Linked DNA regions of Homo sapiens: all the other regions are linked to region 3. Evidence: chromatin contacts called from ENCODE Hi-C or POLR2A ChIA-PET data. All regions are on one chromosome and are shown on one strand. The core of a region is the stretch at or near the end of the contact, and the rest is flanking DNA. Distances in the headings are between cores, read along the strand shown. Region 1 overlaps PEX14 (peroxisomal biogenesis factor 14). Region 2 overlaps C1orf167 (chromosome 1 open reading frame 167). Region 3 holds the start of MTOR (mechanistic target of rapamycin kinase).

What was found. Hi-C counts contacts between places; a loop is a spot of excess contacts on that map. ChIA-PET counts read pairs that join two places held with the same protein, here RNA polymerase II (POLR2A). Pooled maps may share reads with other maps.
Region 1: a loop to region 3 is called in a pooled map, with 5 times the contacts of the local background. The contact joins the enhancer-like site here to the promoter of MTOR in region 3. A Hi-C loop is called at or near these places in 1 of 37 single-sample maps with no recorded cell type and 7 of 50 pooled maps. POLR2A ChIA-PET finds 5 or more read pairs at or near these places in 1 of 52 experiments (activated CD8-positive, alpha-beta memory T cell).
Region 2: a loop to region 3 is called in a pooled map, with 2.7 times the contacts of the local background. The contact joins the enhancer-like site here to the promoter of MTOR in region 3. A Hi-C loop is called at or near these places in 1 of 50 pooled maps. POLR2A ChIA-PET finds 5 or more read pairs at or near these places in 4 of 52 experiments (BJ, GM10248, HCT116 and 1 more).

The regions. Positions count from the first base shown.
Region 1 is chr1:10,509,565-10,512,509 of GRCh38, forward strand. The region is part of intron 2 of PEX14 (peroxisomal biogenesis factor 14); the gene reads left to right. Among named protein-coding and RNA genes, the nearest start is that of PEX14, 36 kb to the left of the region's middle. Within about 2 kb of position 1,412, at least 19 of the 41 ENCODE cell types and tissues checked have a DNase peak (open chromatin) inside an H3K27ac peak, as active enhancers do.
Region 2 is chr1:11,783,914-11,786,701 of GRCh38, forward strand. It overlaps C1orf167 (chromosome 1 open reading frame 167), which reads left to right. Exons shown (of 21, transcript NM_001010881.2): 15 at 261-680; 16 at 1,235-1,376. It overlaps MTHFR (methylenetetrahydrofolate reductase), which reads right to left. Exons shown (of 12, transcript NM_005957.5): 12 at 1,810-2,788. Among named protein-coding and RNA genes, the nearest start is that of C1orf167-AS1, 5.7 kb to the left of the region's middle. Within about 2 kb of position 1,403, at least 22 of the 41 ENCODE cell types and tissues checked have a DNase peak (open chromatin) inside an H3K27ac peak, as active enhancers do.
Region 3 is chr1:11,261,082-11,263,847 of GRCh38, forward strand. MTOR (mechanistic target of rapamycin kinase) reads right to left here and starts at 1,470. Exons shown (of 58, transcript NM_004958.4): 1 at 1,364-1,470. RefSeq lists a silencer at 1,188-1,237 and an enhancer at 1,658-1,817.

The DNA.
Region 1 (2,945 bases), core at 162-2,661, 750 kb before region 3:
CTCTCTGCTTGTCTTCTGTGACCTCAGCGGGCTCCATCAGGTGGGGGTATCCCCTACTGACCAGACTGGCAGAGCTAATGCCGGCTGGAGGAACGCTGCCGTGTTTGTTTTTGCAGTTCCTGGATTTGGTTTAATGTACAATTGATTTTTTAAATGTATTTAATCATTTTTTTCTTACCTCTTAAGGATTAACCTGCACAAACCTCATTTTATCCTAAGTGTGGCTTTGGGAGGAAGGGAGGAGAAAATTGAGTTTCTCCAGCTTATTTTATTCTTTTACGCTTTATTTTCCAAATGGCTTTTCCTGCCGAAGCAGCTTTGTATAATACAATGTATTTTCGTGGCCATTACTTACTCATTACTAACTGGTCTCTCCTGCTTCCCTTTGTCTGTGAACTAAATACAGGGGGCCTCAAGATAATTGGTAGCTCCATCACTGACCCACCAATTATAGATCAGCAGGGAAGGCAGCCCAGGGATGGTTTGTGGTTGGCACAGGCTGCCCACCTAGAAATGTGAGTTATTCTCTACCTGCCACCAAGTTGGGCTTGACTAGATCGATCCTTTCCTAATTTTGGACTTTGGCATCTCTAATTGCATCACACGGCTCCCTGGTTTACAGGTTTCAGCCTCATTTCATCCCTACACGTGCTGCTGGTGTCTTTCTTAGTTCATGCCTCCTTGGCATGTCTACAAAGTATTAATTTGCAGAGGTTTTGTTTGTATTTTCCTTTGAGGTTCCCTGGTGCCTAGAATGGTTAGATGGCAGGCTGCAGATAAATAATTCTGTTGAAACAGCAGGTTTCTGTGCATTTTTGTCTGGTGTGTCCAAGTAAAGGCAAGTCTTTGTGGGCACCATATTAAGCCCCCTTTTTGAGCATTTATCTGATTTGTGTTCCAGCTTATCTACTTTGCTCTGGCATGGAGAAGGAAAAGTCCCATTTCCTGCTAGGCTGCCAGGCACTTATGTAAGACTTTTAGGTGCCAAAGTAGGAAAGGAGTCCCTGTGTTGTATGGCCGTATATATTTTGCATGTGTGTTTCCTGGCTGTTTGGCACCTAGGCACTTTGCTAAGCCCTGTATGGGTTGGGCATATACCGTATTGCTCAGCTCCTGGCAGAAAATAGGCACTCATACATATTTGTGGAATGAGTGAGTGTGTGTGCTCACTTATGTGCGATGGAGATGATGAGCCAAGGAGTTGGATTGCACAGTTGCTGCCTGGCGTCCTGCTAGGAACTTAGGGTGCAACATTCCCACTGGGCCACACATATGCCGATGTTCAGTGGATGACTGCTACGCAAGCAACATAAAGAGGCCATTTTATGAAAGGGAACATCAGAGGAAACATTATAACTGAGACCTTTATAGCCTTTCCATTATTATGGTTTAAATCTTGACAGTCTTTATTTGCAATGACACTGGGACCAGTAAAGACAATGCTCACTCCCACCTCCTCGTTCTCCACATCCTGTTCCGTAGCTGTGGTGCACCGATAGGCATCGTTAAATGTGCAGGCAGCAGAGCTGCTGGTTTGTCTAGAAACAGCCCCTTTTGACTCAGAAGTTGGAACCCAGATGACTCACCATTCTATTTGTTTTATTGCAACTGTCATTTCATAAAATGCCCTGACAGCTTTAAACTGTAAATGCCAAAGTGAGGTTTTTGTCTTTTTTATTTTGTTATCTCCTGTTTTTTCTAATCTTTTATATTTCTATTTTCTCCTTTCTTTTCAGACTTATTTTCTCTTTCATTACTGTCTCTTTCTCTGTCCCTCCCTTCCTTCCTGCCTCCCCCCTTTGATGACTCTAATGGCATGAGTAGTTGAAGTGGTTTTTGCTAACATCATGGTGCGTTCTTTCCAGCTTTAATGCTATCTGATTGAGCGTGTCTCCCCTCAGATTTTTGTGTAGGGTTTAGAAATGGAAATGACCATGCACATCAGAGTTTAAATTTTCCTAGGAAAGTCTGCCATGAACTGTAGGACCTATAACTTCTAGAGATGGAGGGACCCCTGACATCTGTGGACTATGGACTCCTGACTTCTGTGGACTCTAGAATTTATGACTTCTGTGGATTGTGGGGCCTCTGACTTCCATAGACCGTGGGACTGTGACTTCTGTGGACCCAGGGACCTCTGAATTCCATGGACTGTGAGACCTCTGACTTCTGTGGCCTGTGAGATCTCTGACCTCTGTGGCCCGTGGGACCTCTGACTTCTGTGGTCTCTGGGACCTGTGACCTCTTTGACTTCCAAGTCTTCTGTGGACTGCAGGACCTCATCAACACGTGTATTGCCAGAAGAGAGGCTTGATTGTGTTAACCTGTTTCTCTCCAGAGGTGTCACATACTAGAATTTCTGCTCAGTCTTATGGCTTAGGTGGGGTGTTGAGTCTAAATATATATATTTTTTGAGACGGAGTCTTGCTCTGTCACCCAGGCTGGAGTGCAGTGGCATAATCTTGGCTCACTGCACGCTCCGCCTCCCGGGTTTACGCCATTCTCCTGCCTCAGCTTCCCGAATAACTGGGACTACAGGCGCCTGCCCCCACGCTCGGCTAATTTTGGTATTTTTAGTAGAGACAGGGTTTCACCATGTTAGCCAGGATGGTCTCGACCTCCTGACCTCGTGATCTGCCCTCCTCGGCCTCCCAAAGTGCTGAGATTACAGACGTGAGCCACCGTGCCTGGCCCAAGTCTAAATTTTTAAGGACTAGAGCTCTCAGACCAGGACTTTCTGGATCTTTTTTTCTGATACCCAACACTGTGGCACTTGACTAAGTCACCTGATTGATGACATGAGCATTGCTGGGTGTTGAAACACCTGGCCAGGGAAACAGAGACTTCTGTGGATTCATCCAAAGGATGGCAGACAGATTGTGGAATTTTAATGAAGGTGGGGTGGATCCCTGATGTTCGCCTGCTTTGAAGCATAGCAGAATCCC
Region 2 (2,788 bases), core at 153-2,652, 520 kb after region 3:
CTTGCGCGATCTCGGCTTACTGCAACCTCTGCCTCCTGGGTTCAGGCAATTCTTCTGCCTCAGACTCCCAAGTAGCTGGGATTACAGGTGCCCACTACCAGGCCTGGCTAATTTTTGTATTTTTAATAGAGACGGGGTTTCACCACGTTGGTCAGGCTGGTCTCAAACTGACTTCAGGTGATCCACTCACCTTGGCTTCCCAAAGTGCTGGGATTACAAGCATGAGCCACCACACCTGGCCCAATGTGTCTGTTTTGCAGCTACTTCCAGGCCTGGTGTGAGGTTGTAAGAGACACGGGGGTGCTCCGGGCCCAGCATCAAGCCTTTCAGGATGGCCTGAGGAGAAGAGCACTGGGGGCCGTGTTTGCCACATGGCGGGAAGCCCAGGAAGTGGCAGCCGGGGCACAGGAGCAGCGTGTGGCCCAGGCCTCCCTTGCCCGCTGGAGAAGCTGCGGGCAGCAAGGCCAGGAAGATGGGCAGCAGAAGAAGGCCCGGGCCCCACAGGCCTTCCCAGCATGGCCAGTGGCCCCGGGCATGCACCATGAGGCCCAGCAGCAGGCAGGAGAGAGCGCTGGGGCCCAGGCAGCCCAGTGCTGGACTTGGTGCTGGGCTCTGTGGGTGCATGAGTCCTGTCGGGGCCAGGTCAGCCGAGCCCATGCTTCCTGGAAGCCGCGAGCCTGGTGAGTGCTGTGGTCTAAGTGCAGCCCCACTCTGTGCTTCCAGCTCAGGCCTCAAGCCTGTTTTTGGCAGGGGTAGAGCGTAATTCATGGCTGGGTGGCAGGGCAAAGGCTCAAGAGGGTGGTTGGGGGTGACAGGGAGAGGCCGCCCTGGCCATCTAGTCCTGGGCCACATCCTGACACCGCCTCTTGCTGTGTGTCCCCTCCTTGGGGAAGTCTCTAATGGTCATGCCTTGCAGTCACCAGCACAGCCAGCCACTCAGCAAGCGCCATAAACGCGCTCTTGCCAGGGAAGGGGAGGCAAAGTGGCACTGGCAGGACTGTCCCCTCTCTGCCCCTAAACAGGATGCTTGTCCCCGTCTGTGATTTTCTCCTTCCAGGTCGCTCTCCATCCTGTTTACCCAGATTCTCCCTCCAGAAAAGGGAGTGTGGGAGGTGGGTGGGCCCCAGCCTGGGGCTGGGCCCGGAAGGCCCCCTCCCGCAGGGCACTGGGGGGGCTCCCTGCAGAGAGTCCTGGCCTTTATGGCCCTGGCTGCAGACTCCTTCCTCTCCCGCAGGGTCCTAGAGGCCTCGGTGCAGTCGGCGGTGCGCGGCGGTGTCCAGCGAGCCATCCTCACCCAGCTCCGGCCGGCTGAGCTCAGGCGCTTCCTGCGGACAGTGCAGCTCAGGGTGCGGCTGGGACTGCCAGGGGCCGGCAAGGTACGCCCCAAGCCCCAGACTGACCTCACGCTCTGGCCCCGGATGGCCAGCAGGGGGAGCCTGCTGCTGGACGCCCCAGCCCCTTGGAAACAGGTGAAGGGAGCCTAGGCAGGGCGGGAGGTCCAAAAATGACCCTCGGACCACCGGCCTTAGAATCAGCTTGATTCAGCCGGTGGTGGCAGCATGGCTGGATGCCTCCCCAGGGGCCCAGCAACCTCGTATGCACCACCTCTCCCCAGTTCTCAGTCAGCCTCTGACAAGCAACTCTGAATCCATCAGCAAAGATGAACCTGGCACCTCTCGAGTGCCAGGCCACTGCAGGTCCGGCCGCAAAGACCAGCATGTTGGGTCACAGCCTGTTAGGGAGACATTGAAATGCATGCTTTCTCACGGTGCAGTTGAGGATCAGAATAGGTACACGAGGACAGTAGCATTTTTTTGTCAAGTTTTTTTGTTTATTTTTGAGACAGAGTCTGGCTCAATTGCCCAGGCTGAAGCAGAGGAGTGATCTCAGCTCACTGCAACCTCTGCCTCCCGGGTTCAAGTGATTCTCCCGCCTCAGCTTCCTGAGTAGCTGGGACTACAAGTGCACGCCACCACGCCTGGCTAATTTTTGTATTTTTAGTAGAGACGGGGTTTCACCATATTGCCCAAGCTGGTCTCGAACTCCTGAACTCAAGTGATCCTCCCACCTCGACTTCCCAAAGTGCTGGGATTACAGGTGTGAGCCACCGCGCCAGGCCAAGTTTTTTTTTTTCTTATTGGAAAAGTGAAATATGCTTATTACAGAAACCTCAGAAAATATAAAGTAGAAAAATACCAAAATTTCTTTCATAATTCTCTCTACCCAAAGGCATCGGTCAGTCCCTCTCCAGACCAGAAGCAGTTAGTTCTGACACCAACAAGTGGTGATAAGAGGTTGATAGCCTAGCAAGGGGGAAGAAGCCACCACCAAACCAAACACAAAAAATGACACTGCACAGCAGTCTGGGGACATGTCCTTGAAGGACACAGCCCCAAAGATACTGGCAGGTGAGGTAGTGTCCCTAAGATCAACAGGCATCATCATGAATCCTATTTCAGAATGCCACAAAGAATACGTTTTAGAGAAGATTCTAAGAGAAAAAGCTAAGGTGATTTTTTTTTTCAGTCGTTTTTTGTTCTCAGACAGTGTCTCACTCTGTCGCCCAGGCCAGAGTGCAGTGGTGCGATCACAGCTCACTGCAGCCTCAACCTCCAGGGCTCAAACGATCCTCCCACCTCAGCCACCTGAGTAGCTGAGACTACAGGCGTGTGCCACCACACCCGGCTAATTTTTTTTTTTTTTTTTTTGTAGAAATGGGATCTCACTATGTTGCCAGGGCTTGTCTCAAACTCCTGGGCTCAAGCGATCTACCTGCCTTGGCCTCCCA
Region 3 (2,766 bases), core at 220-2,719:
ATGCCCGGCCTGGACTAGTCACATTTCAAGTGCTCCACAGCCACATGTGGCTGGTGGTTCTTGTACTGAACAACGCAGTTCTACAGGGGACTAGCTCTTCAAATGTAAGCTAAAAGAAAGTAATTAGTTCCTGGCCGGGTTTGGGAGGCCGAGGCGGGCGGATCACGAGGTCAGGAAATCGAGACCATCCTGGCCAACACGGTGAAATCCCGCCTCTACTAAAAATACAAAAAAAAAAAAAAATTAGCCGTATGGTGGCGGGCGCCTGTAGTCCCAGCTACTCGGGAGGCTGAGGCAGGAGAATGGCGGGAACCCGGGAGGCGGAGCTTGCAGTGAGCAGAGATCGAGCCACTGCACTCCAGCCTGGGCGACAGAGCGAAACTCCGTCTCAAAACAAAACAAAAAACACCAATTAGTTCCTGAGCTCATTCCCTCATTCCTCAATTATGCCCACACTGCCATGGGTGTAACATACACCTATCCCAAGTATGTTCAGCTTATGCTACAAAACCAATTTCTCAAAATTCTTATTTTTGAAAGAATTTGTAAGGCACAGAGGAAAAACCTGGGAATAATTGGTTTTGTAAAGCTTTCAAATACTCCACTGCCAAGAAGAAGACTGCAGAAAGAAATGTCATCCTTTAGGGGAGAAGAAACTTAAGAATCCCTGCTAAGAAAACTACTCCAGTTTGTGTGTATGTGTGTGCGTCCGAAAGGGGGGAAGGTGGCTGGCAAGGGATTTCTATTCTCAGGAAAGAACCAGTGTATCTTTATATGATCTGAGGCCCACAGGCCATCTGCTCCAGACTGAATTCAATTAAACTTAGGATATCTGAAGTCAAATATCCTAATGGTGTTGATAGGGCTTAAGGAAGTTAAGATTGGATGGGGGAAACAGGGATGGGGCTGGGGGAGAGGGAGAGAAGATGTACCCCAACGATGTAACCAAGCTCAGTTTCGGGGACTGGATCTCTGAGAGGTGTCCACAGTGGAGGACAAGGGGCTGACACGGACGCTAGTGTTCCCTGGGGCAGAGATACACAATTTTTATACGTGGCTCAAAAGAAAGGGTGGCTGTGACAGGCAAAAGACCCAAAGGGCAATACCAGAGCTGATGGGCCGGCCTTCGGGCGGACGTACCGCGGGCCGAAGGGTCCAGGGGTCTCTTGGGGGTCCCGGGGAGGTGGGCGTTGCCTCGAGGGGTGGGAGTCAAGGCCTCAGACGGTGCCCAGGTCGTGGGGCCGGCAATGTGGGGACCCCACGTCCCAGACGGGCGGCTTCCCCTGGCCCCCCCACGGGCAGGCTGGCCGTGGGTCTGGACATTACGCCGCCCTAGAGGGGTCGTGCCAGGCCCTAGACTCACCGCGCGGCTTCGGCCAAGGCCTCAGCTGCCGCCGCCAGCACCGGTACCGCCGCTTCAGGCCCCCTGCCCCACCGCCCGCCTTCCCCGCTGTCCTCTAAGCCGGGAGCGAGGGAAGGAGGGTTCCCAGCCCTGAGGACCAATCGACAGGTATAGGGAGAAGATGGACTGAAAAACAGGCCAATAGTAATGAAGAAGAGAAGCTTCAGGACCCGGCTTCTCCAGGGGGCGGGGACTGTTCAAATAGACAAACCACGCGGCCAGTGGCAGGTGAAAACAGGCTTGGGTCCACTCGGGAGAACCAATCGGTCGTGAGTTCACCTCAGTCACTTCCACTCACACATCCGGTACGGCGCTGCTAGGATTCCCTTCTGCATCCGGGCTGTGAACTCAAGGAGTCCGGTGTCTGGGTATCTCCGGATCGCAGCGAGAGCGGCTAGCAGAGGTTCGCGACCCCTCCCGGTGTAATTCTGAGAGGAGAATGTGAGCGATGCCGGTGCCCAGGAATTACTGCATCAAAAGACGTTTCGGGCTAGCGCTCTTTATGGATCCTGTGATATCTCTTTTGTTACAATTAATAAGCATTTGAAAATGTTTTTAATTAGATTCTCTAACTTTCCCAAAATTATCCAACTCAGGATCACTCCAGAGAAACCATAGCCAAGTTTTAACCAAAAGAGCTAGTCATAAATAAAAATTTTCAAAGCAACATTATTTTTTAAAAATCCTTTCAAAAAATCAATAGCTGGCCCGGCGCGGTGGCTCACGCCCATAATTCCAGCACTTTGGGAGACCGAGGCAGGCGGATCACCGTAGGTCAGGAGTCGAGACCAGCCTGGTCAACATGGTGAAATTCCCCCACCCGCACCCCCCGTCTCTACTGAAAATACAAAAATTAGCTGGGCATGGTGGCTCACGCCTGTAATCCCAGATACTCGGGAGGCTGAGGCACGAGTATCGCCTGAACCCGGGAGGTGAAGGTTGCATGCACCGAGATCGTGCCACTGCACTCTAGCCTGGGCAACAGAGCAAGCTCCGTCTCAATACATACATACACACACACACACACACACACACACACACACACACACACAACCAAAGAAAATAAATAACTGCTGGTCACGGTGGCCCACGCACTTTGGGAGGCCAAAGCAGGAGGATCGCTTGAGGCCAGGAGTTCCAGACCAGCCTGGGCAACATAGCGAGACGATGTCTCTACAGATTAAAAAAAAAAAAATCAACAGCAAAAGTGGATTTGACTACATTTTTTTTTAATCACAGTGCTATTTGTCATAGTAAACACTGAAAATTCCTAAATATTTCAAAGTAGGAGTCCAATAAAATATGATGCATTCGTTTGGGCGCGGTGGCTCACACCTGTAATCCCAGCACTTTGGGAGGCCGAG